Regions from separate parts of the Homo sapiens genome. Here region 2 is linked to region 1. Evidence: chromatin loops called from intact Hi-C (ENCODE). Cell type or tissue: ascending aorta. All regions are shown on one strand. Each heading gives the region's core, and the rest is flanking DNA. Links, peaks and the distances in the headings are about the cores only.

The links. A loop is a pair of places that touch in the nucleus more often than their neighbours do. Peaks named below come from ENCODE experiments on the same cell type or tissue, not always from the same donor. Only the 100,000 strongest peaks of a DNase experiment are listed, where the experiment ranks them.
Region 2: it touches region 1 in a loop (2.9-fold over the local background); 6 of 110 quality-filtered maps call a loop at or near these places.

What each region holds. Positions count from the first base shown.
Region 1 is chr2:71,699,270-71,703,308 of GRCh38, forward strand. The region is part of intron 1 of LOC124907827 (a long non-coding RNA gene); the gene reads left to right. Among named protein-coding and RNA genes, the nearest start is that of DYSF, 230 kb to the left of the region's middle. In ascending aorta, for the core only: no CTCF peak of the experiment used is centred there; DNase peaks (open chromatin) are centred at 905, 1,232 and 1,782; H3K27ac peaks cover 2,500 bases.
Region 2 is chr2:72,142,920-72,145,419 of GRCh38, forward strand. It overlaps CYP26B1 (cytochrome P450 family 26 subfamily B member 1), which reads right to left. Exons shown (of 6, transcript NM_019885.4): 2 at 1,070-1,294. Among named protein-coding and RNA genes, the nearest start is that of CYP26B1, 3.7 kb to the right of the region's middle. In ascending aorta, for the core only: a CTCF peak has its summit at 1,446; DNase peaks (open chromatin) are centred at 322, 1,222, 1,692, 2,102 and 1 weaker place; H3K4me3 peaks cover 2,500 bases; H3K27ac peaks cover 2,500 bases.

The DNA.
Region 1 (4,039 bases), core at 599-3,098:
CTGCCTGACCCTCATTAACTCAAAGTGTAAAAACCATTTGTCTGCAGCCCCCTTTCCTCCCTCCTCCCCCAGCTGGGGCTGGGGCATGGCCCTTCTTTCCTCCCATAGAAGCTCAGACCTCTGTGGTTTATGAGCGAGACCCTAATCTGGGAGGCCCCATAGAACAGGCAGGACTCGTTAGGGGATGGCCTCAGGGCTGCTCAGAAGACCTATAAAAAGTGAGTGATGCCCCTGGGGAGCCCAGATCCTCTGTTATTCCTCAGAAGTTGGCAGAGCACCGCACACCTCTAAGGGCCCCGTCTTGAAGGACAATGATGTAGGTGTCACCCTCCCAACCCAGGGCTGTGTTGGACACGACTTCACAGCCATATGTGGATGGACGGTTCTTGGCTCTCCATCCCTGCCCGATCCTCCAGGGTAGCTCCTGCCCCAAGGATCTCTGACCCCAACCTTCTCATCTGGGGAGGGCAATTGTTCATTCCTCAGCCCCAAAGGAAGGGGACTTGGACAGGGAGGAAGGAGGGCAAATTGGACCTGAGAGTACACTAGCTAATACATGCTTAGAACTGGATAGGAGTGTTTGTAGTATGTCAAGGAGGCGATGGATCAGGATGGGTGGCTGAGGAGTGGGCCCAGAAGACTTGGGTGGCAACACTGGAGATTATGAGGACTGCAGACTGTCCTTAAACGCGGAGAGAGCTTCCCAGAGTGGGGATGCTAAACTGCCACTCAAAGGCAGGTGGCTTCTCCAACAGATCTCCAGGTTGGAGGTGAACCCCAGGGCAGGGGACCCAGGTCCTCCTCTGCTTCAGTCTTAGCTGGCTGCCAGAGGGGCTGGTTGTCTGCCCACCAGAGCAGAGAGAGGTGAGTGGGCTGGGGACATTCCTGCCCTCCCCAACCCGCCCCATGCTACTCCCTCTGGCAGCAGACCAGAGGAATCCAGGAGCCAGAGGTGGACCCGGGGCTTGTGGCTAGGATCCCTGCCTGGCCCTGTGCAAGAAGGCATTGAGTTTTCATTCCTCAGGGGAGCTACAAATTTCCTGACGAGCGTGGTTGGGTTTATGTAACGTAAACACCTCAGCACACAGTGTTCCACCTGCAGGGGGGACAGGTGGGGGCCTCAAGTGCTGGCTGCTGGAGGTAAGAACTGAGGAAAAGCTGGCCTCACCCGGGAGCCAGGTAGGAGCCACCTAACCGGTGTGCCAGCCAGGCTGGTGCAGAGTCTGAAAGTCACCCATCAGTGTTCATTCACTGGCTTCAGCAACGACCTCTCCCGGATAAGGGTCACTGAGCAGATCTCCCCACCTCAGGGCAGGCGAGATGAGACCCTGTACGCCTCCCTCTGCTTTCTCCATTCTCAGACTCTGATGGCCCAGGGCATCCCCAGGAACCCCGGGGGAGGCGGTGGGGGGAGGCGGGGGAGGGGGAGGTGGGGCTTGACCAGGAATGGCTGGGGAAGGGCTTCAGGAATCTCCACTTCTGTTCTGAGCTGACATTGTTCACAAGGCAGGGACAGAAGTGAGTGTCAGGGGCAGAGCCGGGGAGAAATGTGACGGCCCTGGTGGGGCCCCTTCCGGGGATGCTCTGACTCGCTCCTTGGTCTGAGGCCCGCCTGACCTGGTGCTGCATGGGGGCTGCCTGGGTGGCCCTCCGCTGGTCTGGGCTGTCCCTAGGCTGGGACTAGGCCCTGGGTGGCTGCACTGGGATTCACTCAAAGCCACCGCTGACCTGTCTCCCGGTCTGCCAGGGTAAAAATAGATGTTTCCACTGCGGCCACCTCCGCAGCATCAACTTTCTCCTACTTGAGCCCCTGCCAGTGCTCGGCTCAGGGACTGGAGCATGAATTACAGGGCTGAGCTTGGCGTCGGGGCCTGGCGTCAGGGCCCTGCTGTGGAGCCAGGCTGCTCATGAATGCCCTATTGTTTGGGGAAGTGACCCTGTGTGTCCCTCCTCGGGGCCTGGGGCCTGCCCTGCTCACCTCCAGGCCTCTTCCCATTCCCTTTGGCTTTGTGCCCGCCTGGCCTCTGAGTTCCTCACCTGCCGCCTCATCTTACAGGGGAGGCACAGTCCCTTCCATACAGGGCCAGCTCTACGGGCATGTGACTTATGCAGTCACACAGGGCTCCACGCTCAGAAGGGCCCCACGCTTGGCTTAATGCCCTACTATCACCACCTTGACTTTCCCAATAATTTTGGAAAAAGGCACATTTGTATTTTGTACTTGGCCCTATGAATTACGTAGGTGGGCCTGCTCTATTAGGAACCACTAGTCTGATGAGGGAGCCACGGCCTCTGCCTCTGCAGAGCCCCAGGTCTGATGTGAGAGCATCTGCTGTCCTTCGGGGAGCCCTTAGATTGGAGAAAAAGGCATGGCTGCCCTTAGAATGCACACTGATGGGGCACACATTGCCTTTGCCCCTTGTGAGCCCCCAGGCCTATGTAGGAGACCCCATCTGTGCTCTCAGAGAGCCTCAGGTCTGATGGGGAGATACAGCCCCTGCACTTGGAGAGCTCAGATGTTGGTAGGGAAAGCATGGCCATTGCCATTGGCAAACGTGTATTCTGATGGGGAAGACAGAGCCTTTACCGAGCCCACAGTCAAATGGTGGAGATACTGGCCCTGCCCTTGGGGGCCCTTAGGACCCATGGCAAAGACCAGATAGACACACATGCACATGTGTATAGCAGGGTTAGTCCCTGCTGAGACTCGAGGCCATTCAGGGTATGGGGGAGTTTGACCAAGGGCAGAGCATAGGGCCCTGGGTAGACACAGACCGCTATGAGTGAGCTGCCAAGGAGGAAGAGCTGGGGCCAGGCCCTGGCAGGAGAGGAAGGCCGGCATCTGGGTCCTGTGGGGGTGCACGCTGGCTTGTGATGGGGTCCTGGGAGGATCAGAAGGACTTTTCAGAGGACCCAGGGAGCATGGTAGAGCTTGGATGCTCCTGAAGGTGTCAGCCCCAGAATAGCAGAGGCTGGTGTTTTCCTGGCAGAGCAGCATGTGGGCTGGGGCCCTGCCTGCCCGGGGCTGGGGTGCAGCTTGCAGTGGAGGCTGGGAGCGCAGCAGGCCCAGAGGACTAGGACCCTTGCGTGAACTCCTATGACCCACTGAACTCCCTGGGAGTGGGTGGGTATGAGGGGGCCTCACTAGGGTCCTGTGAAGGGGAAAGTGATTGGTGACTGGATGCAGGGCCAGCTGCCTCCCCAGCCACAGGGGGAGCAAGTGGCATGGCAGCAGCTCCTCTGGAAGCCTTGAGGGCCAAGGGACCCTGGATCACAGGGGGCAGTTCCCCATGAAGGGAGGCTTCCTGGAGGAGGTGGCAGGAGGGTCGGGGCTCTGAGAATGTCTCTGTCTGTCCATCAGCCTGCCTATTCTTCGGGGTGCACATTGTCCTCTCAAGGCTGCTAGTATGAAAGGACTCCCAAGAGGTGCCCACATTAGAGATGGTGAGGAGCGGTCTCTCTGGTAGGTGACGGGCTCCCCTGCCCTGTGAGGAGCTACAGTGCAAAGGTGAGTGGCAGGCAAGGCGGAGCCCTGGAGCCAGCTCCCCCTGCATGAGTGTGAGGATTCTGCCGTGGGGCCGACTCTTCCTTCATCCAGAGCCCGGCTGTGGCCGCTGACTTGCCTCTTATACCTCTCTTTGGCCTGGCAAGGGGGGCCGGGAGTTGGAACCCCAGGTCAGAGCAGCCAAGGCTTGCAGAAGCATCTCAGGGTCTTTCCCATGTAGAATCCTGGGCGGCATCTTGAGAGACCCCTGTGTGGTCTGTGAGAAGCAAATTAAATCATAGTCAGGGGCCACGGCCACTGTGCTGCTCTGCCCCTGGAAAGGGCTGGGGGCCACAGCCTACCCTGAGCTGGCCTCAGCCAGTCCACCAAACACCCGATCCCCAGTGAAGGCTGGGAGAGAGATGCCTGGGGAAGTGGTTGGACCTCATGCTTGGTAGTGGCCATGGGGCTTGTTTGATCTCGACTGTGAGGCTCAGAGTGTGCAGGGAACTCTCCATGGGGCGAAGGAAGAGTCCTTTCACCAGGAATTTGGAG
Region 2 (2,500 bases), core at 1-2,500, 440 kb after region 1:
TCTGCCGTTAAGAATTACCCTTCACAGGCTGTTCAGAGAACGTCAAGTGCTACAGGATGCGTCGGCTAGTAGAGCGCTCCCCACCTTCGCCAAGACCACAGCACATGCGGCCCCTGACGGAGGGAGTCCGCCTCCCCACCTCCCCGGTCTGCCACCGCTCAGGGACGGGGGGCTGCCTCTCCCTTTCCTTAGGTTTCAAACCTGGGTGAGTCCTCTGACCCAGTGGAAAAAAATGGAGTGGGAGAGGTCGCGCAGCCTCCCTCCCGGCGGCTTAGGGCCCGCCCGCTGGCTCCGCTTTCGGGTTACTGCAGTTCAAACAGCACGTGCCGCCAGCGCTGGGAGCCTAGCGCAGCCGGGAGGGGCGGGGGCCTGTCCCGTGCGCGCCTCCTCCGCGCCTCCTCCAGTCGCTCGGGAAATCCAAGGGATAAACACCCACTTTCCCTTCCTCTTTCGGGGGGGGGTGGGTGCGCTTTGATCCCCGCTCGTGCCTCGCCTGCTCTCCCCCCGCCCGCCCTTCCCCCACGGCCCAGACCCGTGCGCTCCGCTGCCCAGGCTCGCCGCACCTCTCTGACCAGGCCCCGCCACCGCAGCCCACAAGCTGTCCCCAACCTCCACGCGCAGCCGCCTGCCCGCGACTCCCTTCAAGCAGCCTGTGGTGGGAAGGACAGCTTTGATTTTAGAATGATCGGTCTCCAGTCCTCGGAATTCCCTGGGAAACGTGGCGAAAAGGCGAACGCCGGCCAACTGTCCCGCCCCCTTCTTTTTCCAGCTCTGTGGAGCAAGGCAAGGACAGGCTTTGGACACCCCAGACCCCGCACGCTCAAGCTCTTCCAAGCCACCGTTGGGGGTGCCCATGACGCAGTCGGCCAGCAAGAAAAGGGACCAAGAGGAGGCCGGAGCAGGCCCTGGATCCGGACTCGAGGCCTTGTCGGCGGGGAACTGCGGAGTCTTCAAGCATGGTGTGCAAAGGGGGGCACAGATTCGGTAGGGGACATTCCCCGGGCTCCAGGAACTCCTTGCCCCGAGGTGGGGGAGGGATTGCGCGGAAGAAAACGGGCAGAGTTCTTACCTTGCGCTTGTTGCGGTGGATGTCGCCAATGGAATTGGACACCGTGTTGGGGCCCAGCAACATGCGGGTGCTGCGAGGCCACTCGGTGCTCACGAGGTGGTGCTCGCCCATGAGGATCTTGCGCACGTTCTCCGCGCCGGTCACGCGTATCAGCGGCCGCCCCAACAAATGCGTCTTGAACACGTTGCCATACTTCTCCCTCCGCGACGACTGGAAGCCAGAACCCTGCGGGAGCCACACCCGGGTCTCTCTCAGGGTGCACTTCTGCAGAGGGCCCGCGAGGGAGGGGCGGCGGACCCCAACCCGGGGTACAGTCACCTGCCCCCTCTCCCCACCAAACACACTCACACAGACGAGCACGCAGGTTTTATTTTTCATAGCGTGCACAAGAACTGCGAAGTAGGGCCTAGAGGATAATAAATAATGCAAGGAGGCGGAGGCCCAGGGGCACCCCCAGGAGGCTGTTTTTTGGTAATGACTTTCGAGAGGAAAGAGGTATCCCGGACAGCTGGACCCGAAGCGGGAGTCTCCGCCCCCACCCCCACCCCCACACCCCCACCCCGCGCTCGGGAGCCTCTCGGAATAAATATTTCCAGGCTCCGGGCCACGGGCTGGCGAGACCCCGCGGGGTGGCCGCAGGCCAAAGATTATTTATAGCGGTAAGCGGTCGGTGCCCGGAGGCAGCAACTACAGATGGGGGTTGGAGTTTCCTCCGCTCTCCGGTGTGGCCCGCGCAGGGACCCGGCGGCCCTCGGAGGACTCTGCAGGGCGGGGTCACGGGCCCAGAGCCGCGATTTTCCTAATGCATTTTGCCCTGGAAATAACGGAGACGGACTTTGGTTGCCGCCCTGGAGTTTGGAACCCGAGCGCGGGGCGGGGCGGGACCGGGCAGGGCGACCCGCGCAGGTAACCAGATCCCCGGTGGTGGCGGCGCAAGCCGAGGATGGCGGGGCCGGGGCCGGCCGGACTCTCGAAACGGCTGGCGGAGCCGGCCGGGCGCGGGTACCGGAAACCGTGGAGACCTCAGAGGGGCGGGGGCAAGGGCGTCCCGCTCACCTTTGACGTCGGCACTAGTTACCCCACCCCACGTTAACCCTTCTCCTGCCGGGGCAGCACCCGGCGCAAAGGGGAGGGGCGCCACCTGTCTAGCCGCCCCGCCTGCCAGCCCACGAGCGTACCGACTCGGGCTCCAGATCTACCCGCTCCTGCACCCCCGAGGGGACAACTCAGTCCCCCTAGCCCGGGTTGGTCCCCCTCCTCACTTTCCTTTTTTCCACAGAAAACTACTTCCAGCTAAATGTGCACACACGCCAGTACAGCCGAAAAGTGACTCTGCAGAACCCGGAGCCCTAATCACTTTTCCACATGCGCCTCCGGCCCGGCGCGCGACGGGGAACGAGCTGGGAGCGCCCGCGCAGCCAGGAGGGGGGC